Regions from separate parts of the Homo sapiens genome. Here region 1 is linked to region 2. A link is a contact called in ENCODE Hi-C or POLR2A ChIA-PET data. All regions are on one chromosome and are shown on one strand. Each heading gives the region's core, a stretch centred on a gene start or an enhancer-like site at or near the end of the contact. The rest is flanking DNA. Distances are from core to core; before and after follow the strand shown. Region 1 has its middle 130 kb from the start of LINC03069. Region 2 overlaps LOC105372135 (a long non-coding RNA gene).

Region 1 (6,260 bases), core at 3,317-5,816, 260 kb after region 2:
GGCACCTCTCTCCTTCAACTATCTTCTCATCCCCAGTTCCATGTCTGTCCAATCCCCCATTCTATCCTTGTTTTTATTGGAAAAAGAACACGGACCATATCCATGATTAGAAACAGGAAGACAGTGACATGTCTGGTGAACTGGCAGAGTGGGAACGGGGAGGGATGAATAACAGATTACATGAACATAGCGTAGAGTCCAGGAGAGAGACTGGCTCCTGTGAGGACACTTGAAGCTGACTGGCTCCATAGGTGGGTCTGAGGATGGGAGGGGAGAAGGGAGGTTTCACTGAGCTCTACCCTTGTTATCCACAGCTCAGCTAAGGTATCTCTCTAACATAACAATACACAAAGGGGTGGGTGGATTGGACCTTTACCTTTGGTCTTAGAAGTAGCTTATGGGGTTGCTGTTGAGCCACAAGGACATGAGCATCTGTCTTTGGGAGGATGGACAGGGCACTGCACCCTAGAGCAGAGCAAGAAACAGTCTGATGCCTCATAGATTTGAGATAGCTCCTGGAGTCTCCCAGAAAAATGCAAGATGGCAGAAGGAACTCACAATAGGGATGGTTTGGCGGAACCAGCAGGGTTTAGTGAGGTAGTAGAAACCATCACTAGTGTAACTCTGACCCCTTATATACCCGCAGATGGATGAAGACTGAGGACTTTTTTGTTTCCGGGCTTTTTGGATGAATTCTGTTTACAGAAGCACCTGTCCCCAGGTACCCCAGCATGGAACCACAGCCAGTATCTCGGGTCTTGGCTCTGTTCTCCCTCCCTGTGGCCCATTTCACTGTCACTGGTGTCCTCATTCTATTCTCTGGCCCTCAGGCCCTCCTGGATGTGGTTACCCATGTGGGAAGGTTATTTTCTAACTGTTGAAAGTCCGCCATCATAGGGATTCTCTTATCTTTTTTTCTTTTTCTTTTTTGAGACAGAGTCTCACACTGTTGCCCAGGCTGGAGTGCAGTGGCATGATCTTGGCTCATTGCGGCCTCCTCCTCCCAGGTTCAAGTGATTCTCCTGCCTCAGCCTCCTTAGTAGCTGGGACTCCAGGCACCCGCCACCACACCTGGCTAATTTTTGTATTTTTAGTGGACATGGGGTTTCACCATGTTGGCCAGGCTGGTCTTGAACTCCTGACCTCAGGTAATCCACCTGCCTCTGCCTCCCAAAGTGCTGGGATTACAGATGTGAGCCACCATGCCCGGCCACCACTGTGCAGATTCTGTCTTCCACATCTGGATCTAGACAGAGGATTTCTCATGGCCTTAGCATCCTCATGACCAGGGCAAATCTCATGCACATATTGTCCTAGAGGGTCCAGAGCATTCGCTCATTTTTTTCCCACTTTCAAACACAGATTCCCATAGAAAGGAGCACCTCAGTACCAGTATCTGATTTGCCTTAATATATCATTTCTCTTGGGTGAACTTCCAATTTAAAGGTGACAGAAGCATGGCTCACCCTCATCTTGTTCATCTCTACAATGAGCATTTCAGGCCAGGAATGACAAATTGGAGAGAGAAGGCTTTTTGATGGGGAGACAGTTTTTATGAGATATTCTAATCCATATTAATGTGTATAGAAATCTCTGGGGATCCTGTTAAAATGAAGATTTTGATTCAGTAGATCTGGAGAGGAAACTGATATTCTTACATTTCTAACAAGCTCCCAGGTGATGACACTGGTCTGTGGACCACACTGTGAATAACAAGGCCTTAAATCACAGATGGCATCTATTTTTTCCACATTCACCTGGGCAAAGTTCTCTCCTCTGAACCTGTGATGTCTCTTCATGATTCAGGCAATGAAATCTCTACCCAAAATTGGGTAGAGATTTATTGGTTTGGCTGTTTGAAAGAAGAAGGGAAGTTTCCTATAAAGAGAAAGGAAGTCTCTCCAAACTGGAATTCAGTTGTATAAACCAAGTTTTGTGAATGATGTTCTTATTTTTCTACAACTGGTATTAATACTGCTTCAAAAATTTTGCAAAGATGGCATGAGAACTGGTGGGTGTGTGTAGGGGGTGGGGGTGGGGGATGGATATTATTGCAGCCAGTAATGCACTGCACAGAAATCATCCCTTTAATCAGAGAAGCTTAAAATCAGGCCAGGGCATGAAGGTGGAGCAGAGTTATGAAAACTGACAGAAGTCAAAAAATAAAGTCATTTGCAAAATCAGAGTGGGGACAATTTCTTCCTCCTCTCCTTTCATTTCTGCATCAAGCTGAGCCTTGATAGTAGAATTTACCACTTTGCTGTGAGCCCAGCAGGCTGCCTCACCTCCATTAGCACAGCCAGGCACTGTTAGAGGCCATGAGTGGGAAGGGGAGTGGAAGTAGTTTGGGGTTTCTTTTCTTCCTTTGTGTTTGTTCCCCAGGGCATCCCCTGGGTGATGCTAGAAGATAACTTCTTGTCATTACTAAGCACTGCTTGTATCCCCTGCAGTCTTCGGTGCAGGAACCCAGCCACTGGTTCAGGGCACTGAGCTAGGCCCAACGGGGTATGCAAAAAAGAGAAAGCGCTGATTCTTATCACCATGGAGTTTATAAGGTAGCTGCGAAGGGAAGAGACACACTCCTAAGATCACTAACCACATCCAACAGGAAATAATAAGTTCCAAATGGGCACTACGCACAGTAAGGATGTGGGCTGATTGGGACATGGGAAACTTTTAAATGAGGTGATCAGAAAGGCTTCATTGAGAAGGTAGTAATTGATTTAGTCCTTGAAGGGAAGGGAGAATTAAATAGTGCCTGGGAGGTCTGAGATGGTAGTGCAGTTTCTAAGAACATCTTCTTGCCCAAATCCTTTCTGAGAATGGCTTAGGGAGAAGAGGAAAGCTGTGTTTTGATTTATTTTGATAATAGAAGATGCCAGTGGCTGGCCCTAATTGTGGCACAAGCACGCTTTTTTAGAAGGTTTCTGTTTCTTGCTGAATTCTACACAGAATCAGGTAAAGACTATGATACAGTTAAATTTCACCTTCATTATTTTCTTAGAAATATGTTTTATGGAGAGATGCTTCAATTGGGCAGTCCAAATTTCTCTCTGTACTTCAAAAAGCCCCTTAGCACCTGATTTCAGCTTGAAAAATAGTCATTTATATTTCGAACCCCAAGCATTCAATTTTAACCATTGGTAGAAATTGATTAATAATGGCAAAGCTAGAAAAACTCCATAATAATCTTTAAAGAAAACAAAACACTACAGTCATTTTTTATTTTAAACTTTAAGCTTCACATTTCAAAGTTTTATCAAACTATCCCCCCTCCCCATAATTTAAAGCATTGTTTTCCAAGGGAAATTTAATAATAAGAGCTGCCATGTGTTTCTGCTTAATTTTGGAAGCCTGTGTTATGCAGTCAAAGATTCTCATTTGAAAATAATTCCTGTCCTTGTTCTTAAAGTACCAGGGAATAAGATTTAAAAAATATGTTGCAGCTCTCAAGTTTATGTTTTGCCTAAAGCCAGGCCGCAATGGGAGATCAAAGTTTAGAGTGCGGTTCTAAAGTTAGAACTACTGCCTTGCAACGTGCTCACAAATGGGGAGCAGGGCCCGGCAGCTGCCTGCCCAGGTCCTCCAGTAATTAGCTCTGGTGCAGGCGGAGGCCCCTGCCCCTCCCCTGGGTAGGTCCTAGGCCTCAGGGCCTCTGTCGCCTGGGAAGCAATCCCTACAAAGACAAGGCAGGCGTGGTATTTTTAGACCACATGTGTGCACTGTACAGGCCTCCTGTGTTCCACAATTTGCGTTTGAGAGGAGTGGGAATCGAACACACTGCTGTGTTTGCTGTCTGCTGGGCCTGTTGTTAGTGGGGGCTATTTGTCAACATGACAGACTCATCTAATAATGTTTGAGGATGGGCAAACTGGGGCATGTTTGTTAGTCTCAAGTTGTCTCTTGTCTCTCTTTAAAAAGGAATGTGTGTGTGTGTTTGTGTGTGTGTGTGTGTGTGTGTGTGTGTATTTTTTTTCTTAAGCCCCAAAGCCCTCCTCCCTTATCAAATCCCTAACATGGCTATTTCACACCTCAGTAGAACTGATTGTAGACTGTCATTTCTTTTTTTAAAATTTATATTTTTGCAGAGATGGGGTCTCGCTATGTTGCCCAGGCTGGCCTCAAACTCCTGGCCTCAAGCGAGCCTCCGCTTTGGCCTCCCAAAATGCTAGGATTACAGGAGTGAGCCCCCGCTGCTTACTGTCATTGCAGCGGCACAGCTCATGAAGGTTGTCTTCATCTCTCTATTTTCACCCTCCTGGAAGTTCTGCTTGCCTATGGTCAGCCGGGCTGAAGGACTCAATTGTAAATTCAAATGTTAGAGTTCAGAAGTCATAGATGTCTAAGTAAGTGGATCTTTATGGAAAAGGTTCCCAGCCCTGCACCACCAAAAATGAACTTGACCCACAACTACACTTTGGCCTAGCCTGAAAATAACACTGAACTTTGGAAAGTTGGCAAATGATGACGGGAAGCCCGAGCCTTTTCCCCTTGGGTGTGATCTGATGGAATCCCACTGACAGCCACGTGCTACAGTGCGTTCCCCGAACTAGTGCCATCGAGGCTTCCTGTTGACTGCTGGTCCCCTGGCAGCTGTTCAAGGAGAAGCATCTGAAACAGCTGTCTATTTTCAGCCTGCCATCTCTTCTCAATTTCAGATAGAGGGTTTTTACACAGAGCCCTGATTTTACAGTGGCTTCTAACTTTGCAGTCCTTGATACACTTTCTTCTGCAGTCGATAACAGGAAAAACAGGTGAACTGCTAAGTTTCGCTCAAGCTGTCCACTTAGCTATTTTTACCCTTGGTAAGCTGAATCAGCTCTCTGTATTCCTTTCCTAGAAGAGAGAAGATCAGTTCCTTTTGAACAAGAGGCAATAGGAGATGCATTCTCCATAGACGTTTTACCACTTCACCCTTGAAGCTTTTGTGCAGTGATTCAGGAGAAACAGACTCCTTTCTGAAAGTGTTCAGAGTTGCAGAACCCCACAGGACAGTCCCACATCTCTCCAGCGGAAATAACCCTGTTAGCCAAAGCCTCTCTCCTGGTGCTGGAAGCCAGGCCTAAACTCCAGTCCCAGATGAGAAATGGCACATTATTTTAATTCCTCTCTGCCTCTTCAAATGCCAGCCCTAAAAGCTGCTCTAGGTAGAGTCCTTTGAGTTGATGGTGAAAAGGGTTAAGATATTCAGGGCTGTTGGTATGGGTTGAATGTATTTTGCATGTGAGGACATGAATTTGGGGGTAGTCAGAGGCCTGAGTGTTATGGGCTGAAGCGTGCTCCTTTCAAATTCATATGTTGAAGTCCAAACTCCCAGCACCTCGGAATATGGCTGTATTTGGAGATAGGGTCTTTAAAGAGGTAATTAAGTTAGAAAAAGATCAGCAGGGTAGGCTGTAATCCAGTATAACTGGTGCCCTTATAAGGAGAGAAGATTAGGATGCAGATGCACACAAACAGAAGACCAGTTGAAGACACAGGGAGAAGACAACCCTCTACAAGCCAAGGAGAGAGGTCTCAGAAGATCCTATCCCTACTGACACCTTAATTTCAGACTTCCAGCCTCCAGAACAATGAGAAAATAAATGTCTGTGTTTAAGCCACTCAGTCTTTGGCACTTTGTTATGGCAGCTCTTGCAGGCTAACACAGATTGTGGTTTGGTACGAGTGTGGTACAAAGCCACATCAGAGAGAGCTATTAGATATCCTCACTCTAAAATATACCTGGATGGGTGTTGGTAGAAGACTGGGACTAGAACCTATTTCATTTGTTATATTTTGTAAACCTACTTGTTTTGGGGAGTCATTTAAAAAAAAAGGAAAAGAGATTGTTGCACCCTAAGGACATGAACTTGTGCAGTTTTTATTGTGGGGGGAAAAAACATGACACTACCAAACTGGCAATTTCTCACAATACCAGGTGCATTACAGATTGGTGTGTGGGCTTTTGTGAATTGGTTGCATATAAATGAGGAACATTTAAATAAAAAGGAGATCTAGAAACTTTCACTAGTTTTGGGCTTTTATTTATAGCTACTTATGCACAAAGCTTATTTCCCTTCCCATGTAAGTTTTGAGTCATGGCAGTCTAACGGGCTTTTGTGTAAGGTGCTATTGATTTCAGTGTGTAGACAGGGCACCACAAGCCCTCCTGTATGTGAGAAACTGAGAGAAAGGGGAGGAGAAGATGGGAAATGCTGAAGAGAAACCTGGTTTGGGAGAGAGTGTGATTCAGTGGAAAGGGATCGGACTGAGAATTA
Region 2 (5,946 bases), core at 2,130-4,629:
TGAAAATATACTTGAAAAGAATGTGTATTCTTCAATCACTGGATACAGCTTATATAATGTGTCCACTCTGGTAATCTCTGTCTTTTAATTGACATATTTAGACCATTGATATTTAAAGTGATTATTAATATAGTTGGATTAATGCTTACCATATTTGTTACTGTTTTCTGTTTGTTGCCTTACTCTTTGTTCCCCTTTTTGTTTTCCACACTTTTGCTTCCTTTTGTGGTTTTAATTGAGCATTTTGTGTAATTCCGTTTTCTCTTCTTTCTTAGCATATCATTTTTTTATTTTTTAACAATGTTTGCCCGAGAGTTTTCAATATGGATTTCCAACTAATTCAAGTCTATTTTCAAAAAACACTATACCGCTTCTTACATAGCATATAATCCTAATTTCTTCTTCCTATGCCTTGTATCATTTTTGCCATTTATTTCACTTACACATAAGTATAAATAAGCGTGCATCTGTATAAACATACGTAAAATAACATATATTATTGGCATTATTTTTAACAAACTTTGTTAGATCAACTAAGAATATGAAAAATGAAAGTTTTTATGTTACCTTCACTTATTTCTTCTCCAATGCTCTTTATTTAGACCTATATCAATTTCTTTTTCTCTGGAGAACTTATTTTTAACAACACTTCTTGCAAGGCAGGTCTACTGGCAACAAATTCCCTCAGTTTTTGTCTGTCTGAGAAAGTCTGTGAGCTTCCTGGATCTATGGTTTGGTGTCTGGCATTAATATGGGGGAACTCTCAGTTATTATTGCTTCAGATACTGCTTCTGTTTGTTTTCCTCTTTCTTCCCTTTGTGGAATTCCCATTACACATATGTTACACTTTACAGTGGTCTCAGAGTTCTTGAATATTCTGTTCTGTTTTTTTGTTCTTCTTCTTGTTGTTGTCACTGTTGTTTTCAGTCTTTTTTCTCTTTGCTTTTCAGTTTTGGAAGATTCTAACATTATATACTCAAGGTCAGATATGTTTTTCTTAGCCATCGCCAGTCTACTAACGAGCCCATCAAAGGCATTCTTCATTTCTGTGCTTTTTATCTCTAGCATTTCTTTAGATTCTTAGAATTTTTATCTCTCTACTTACATTATCCACCTGTTCTTGCATGTTGTCTACTTTTTCAATTAAAACCCTTTGCATATAAATCACAGTTGTACAAAATTCGTGCTCTGATAATGCCAACCTTCCTTCCAAATCTGGCTCTGGTTCTGATGTTCTTTTAGTCACGTCAGGTTATGTTGTTTATCTTTTAGTATGTTTTGTAATTTTTTATTGTATGGTGGACACGAGGTACTAGGTAAAAGATACTGTGGTAAATAGGCTTTTAGTAATATCATGGAAGGTGCAGGGGAGGGGGATGTTCTATAGTCCTATGAGTAGGTCTCAGTCTCAGTGAGCCTGTGCCTCTGCCCTGTGAACTTCACAAATTCTTCTTAGTACCCCCTTGCCCTCCTTGGGTGGGACAGGGTGGCTAAAGGGGGCTGGAGTTGGGTATTCCCCCTCCCCCAGGTCAGATAAGCTCCAGTAAAACCCCAGCTAGTTAAGCTCTGGTAAAATAATTTCTACCGAGAGCAGTCTTTGTTACGAACAGCATACTTAGGCAAATTTCAAAATGGTTGCTTTTCCCCTCCTCCTGCGGGAAGCACAAGGGGATTTTTCTCTATCTTCATCGTGAGACCCCTGGAAGTAAAATAAAAATGTGGGGTCCCATCCTATTACTGGGTCCCCTTGTGTTCTTATCTCTCAGGCTTATCCACATGGAGCCTCCATCACTTCATCAGTCACAGTTTAGATTTTCTTACCCTGGTGCTGGTTTCTGTGCAGGCTTCTGCTCTGGTACATTGTGATTCCCTGTATCTGCCTCTCTCTCCAATTTTTGGGGCGGTGGCCTCCCCTGTGACCTCACTGATAGATCTCTGTGAGGAGCTGATGGATCTAAGAAGAGTTGTTGATTTTTCAGTATATTTAGTTTTTCACTTGTTGTTTGGATGGAATGGTGACTTTTTTTTTTTTTTTTTTTTTTTTCTGAGATGTCACCCAGGCCGGAGTGCAATGGTGTGATCTCGGCTCACTGCAACCTCTGCCTCCTTGATCCAAACGATTCTCCTGCCTCAGCCTCCCTAGTAGCTGGGATTACAGGTGTGTGCCACCATGACCAGCTAATTTTTGTATTTTTAGTACAGATGGGTTTCACCACGTTGGTCAGTCTGGTCTTGAACTCCTGACCTCAGGTGATCTGCCCGCCTCGGCCTCCCAAAGTGCTGGGATTACAGGTTTGAGCCACCATGCCTGGCCAGAATGGTGACTTTTAAGCACCTTATAGTCTAAACCAGAAAACAGAAGTCACCTTATTAATTTTTAAAATCATATATCCAAAGACCTATATCACCTCACACCAAGGTGAGGACAAATTTTGGGCCAAATTATTTATGGTATTTCAAAATTGAAATACCTTTTTTTTTTTTTTTTGAGACAGAGTCTCACTCTCACCCAGGCTGGAGTGCAGTGGTGCAATCTTGGCTACCCAGAACCTCCTCCTCCTGGGTTCAAGCAATTCTCCTGCTTCAGCCTCCCGATAGCTGGGATGACAGGTGCACACCACCATAGCTGGCTAATTTTTTTGTAATTTTAGTAAAGACAGGATTTTGCCATGTTGGCCAGGCTGGTCTCAAACTCCTGACTTCAAGTGATCTACCTGTCTCAGCCTCCCAAAGTTCTGGGATTACAGGCATGAGCCACTGCGCCCGGCTGAAATATATTTCTTACTAGGTAATACAGCTAGTTTTCAAAGAGTATAAGTATACAGAGAAAAATGATTTCCTCATCTCCATATCTCTACCCTCACTTCTAGTCTCCAGATCTTTCTCACAGGGAAACACCACTCTCTGTTTCTTATATATTATTTTGGAGTTGTTTTTACCTACATGTTTATAATGTCTTTTGGTATATGTTCTGTTTCTTCTCTGTAGCAGAAGATCTATGGAGATATATATCTATATTTTTTTCTTCATTTGTTTTGGGTTTTGTTGAATTTAAATATGCATTAATTATCCATTTGTTTTAAATATATATCTTAAATTCAACAAAATAATTTACATATCTTTATATATTTATTTAACATATATTTAAATTCGACAAAAAACCAAATCAATAAAGCCTCCCTGATTCTGAGATAGTGATTAGATGTATCTTTTCATGACTACTTTCCTGTTTACCAGAACCAAGAAGTGAGCAGACTCGGTTGGAATCCTGCCTTTACTGTGAGAGTGAGGATATATTTTCGTCTTCCAGGGGCACGGTAGGTAGGGAGCCGCAGTGCTGATACGGAGCGTGGCTGGCGTCAGAGCCTCGGTCTGCCAGTGTGTCGGCGCTGGCACGACCTGTCCCACATGCCTGGGAAGCTCTTGCTGAGCAGGGATTAGGATGCCAGCATCTGATGCACAGGGTTGCTTCCTGCTCCCCCTTGGAGTCCTGACGAGAAATGACCTTGTTCAACCCTGCTGAGCTTCCTAGATTTACTGGGCTTATAGCAACACATGGGAAGGAGATTATGTTTATTTTTAAAACATAAAAAATGCAACCTTCCCAAGGCCTTCGTGGTGTCTGTGTGCAACAACACAAATACACACACACATGCAATGTATGTATAATCACTTCTAATTAACTTCAGCTCTTCCTGCAAAACTAAGTGTGAAGTCTTAAAGACTTGTCAGCTTCTCTGCCTGTGAAATTTATCTACTTCTAATTGTGAATAACAATACATTCAAGGTTAGCTATAAATGACTCAGATTTCACAGGAATTGAGTCTTAAAACTACATTTGAAGATGAATACAGTTATGCAAAACATTTTTGTGGTGTGTTTCCAGCTAAAAATGTTGTTATTTATGCTTATCCAGAATGTTTTTCTCCCCCTAAACCAATGTGGTTCTTTCTGACATCCGTGAAAAAATAGATGTGATTGATTTCAAAGTCAGCCCAAATTTAAAAGGTATAAAGCCACAGATATGCCTAAAATAAAAATGAGTATACTATTATAATGGATTGACAGATGAATTCAGTTTACGATTTCACAAAACATAATATTCAAACAGTGAATATCAAATAGGATTAAAAATTGTTTTCCCACCTTCTGCCACGTTTAGAGTACTGGAAACTTTTCCAGATTTCGCCACTAGATGTCATGAAGAGTCCAGTTAAATACAGTAGGCAGGCTTGTGTACAGTCTAATACAGAAACTTTTAAAGTTTTTCCCGATTTTGTAGTTAATTTGGGTAGGAAGCTATTTCCTTTTGAGTTTTATGTCAAAAATATCTGTTATGGATTAATTTTAAGTGAGATGTTAAAAACTCTTAATGCGGTCAGATATTAAACGCTGGGACTCTAACCTATTAAGCAGGCATTGGGATTATCTCCAGGGAGAATGTCATGTGCTGGATGCAGAATCAGAATTGTGCTAAGATCTGCTTTGGAGACATTAGCTTGTAGATCCCTACCTTCCTTTCCTTTTGAAACAGTAATGGGCTTGTCAGATGTGTGGTCATCGAGGTTTCATAGGATTGTTCATAAAACTAGACTAGTGAGAGGAACAAAAAAGGGGAGGACCTCAATGCTTAGGTGACAATGTTTGAATTTAGACTTTGAGATCCATTAACCAAAGTAATTCTGGGAGACTAGAAATGATCAATTGATGTTTAGAGAGATAAAGTTTGATTCAATAAAAAGAACTTCCTAAAAATACAATAGTCCATCATGTAACACAGTGCCTTATGAAGCAATGAAGTCCTTGTTACTGCAAAGGTTCAAGCACCTACATAGTGGCCATCAATGGGGAAGATATCCTAGAAGAGACTATTTGGGGAAGAAAGTTGGACTAAGTGACACTGAGGATTCTTAGATCCATGATTCTACACATGGTGATGACAGTCATTCAACAGCCAAGAAGGCAGCAAGAGTTGAAAATGTGTGCTTACAGAAATACAAATGAAATATTTGAGTTTACTTAAACCAGGGAAAATAGGGTTCTTAAAGAAGCCTCACAGGGGAATTGCCACAATTGTGCTGTTTTGTGAGGCTCTGCCTGGGAAGCACTGGTGAGAAGGAACTGTTCGGCTTTGGTGCTTCCAACCTCTGGTTCCAAAATGCTCCCCATCCCAGGGACACAGCTCTTCCCTCCCAAGGACACATGGTCTATTTGGCCCTCCTCTGCTCATCAAAAGTTGATCTCAACTCATCCTTGTAAAGTAAATCTGAGAGTAACTTAGTGGCAGTCTTTCCAGTGTGTTGCATTTTATTAGGGAACAAAGCCTTAAGGCTAAACTAAAGGACTGAAACTCAGTCTGGGAATGGAAGGTCTCAGCTGGCTCGCAGGGGAGGAAACAGGCCCTTGTTTGACCTCTGGACAGTTGCTTTTTCTGCCAAGACGATAAGCCCCAGAGTATGGCTGGCTCTTGAAGGACATCACGTGAGCTACCAAGATTGATAAAAACAAAACAAAATACTTCCACATACTTCTTGCTCTAAACAAAAGAACCACAGCTGAAATATGACCTAAGGCTACCCAAGACTTTGAGGTGCAATCCTAATATGTATCAGGGAACATGGCTTGATAAAATCGATCTAAATACATGCAATAAAAGCCAGATTATATAACATCTTTCTAAACTCAGAGTTTGGTAAAATATCACATGATTAGCCTAGAAAGTGGGTTTACTATTTCCTTCTCATTCCAAGAGTGAAAGGATTTACTCATGCTCACACTCTCTAGGTATGCAAGAGAGTTGCTCACCTGTTTACTTGGACTCTTGACCAGATGTTAAATGAAATATCTTCATCTCCATTCCCACGGTATCATAGATGCTTAGAGCTGGGGTGATCCCTGATGGATCCCATGGATCTACAGGCCAATGTCTTAATTCCACAGATGAGA

Evidence for each region. Hi-C counts contacts between places; a loop is a spot of excess contacts on that map. ChIA-PET counts read pairs that join two places held with the same protein, here RNA polymerase II (POLR2A). Pooled maps may share reads with other maps.
Region 1: a loop to region 2 is called in a pooled map, with 4 times the contacts of the local background. The contact joins two enhancer-like sites. A Hi-C loop is called at or near these places in 8 of 50 pooled maps. POLR2A ChIA-PET finds 5 or more read pairs at or near these places in 2 of 52 experiments (BJ and H1).

What each region holds. Positions count from the first base shown.
Region 1 is chr18:56,319,982-56,326,241 of GRCh38, reverse strand. No RefSeq gene overlaps it. Among named protein-coding and RNA genes, the nearest start is that of LINC03069, 130 kb to the right of the region's middle. Within about 2 kb of position 4,566, at least 3 of the 41 ENCODE cell types and tissues checked have a DNase peak (open chromatin) inside an H3K27ac peak, as active enhancers do.
Region 2 is chr18:56,574,509-56,580,454 of GRCh38, reverse strand. LOC105372135 (a long non-coding RNA gene) reads right to left here. Exons shown (of 2, transcript XR_935514.4): 2 at 5,290-5,946. Among named protein-coding and RNA genes, the nearest start is that of TXNL1, 61 kb to the left of the region's middle. Within about 2 kb of position 3,379, at least 3 of the 41 ENCODE cell types and tissues checked have a DNase peak (open chromatin) inside an H3K27ac peak, as active enhancers do.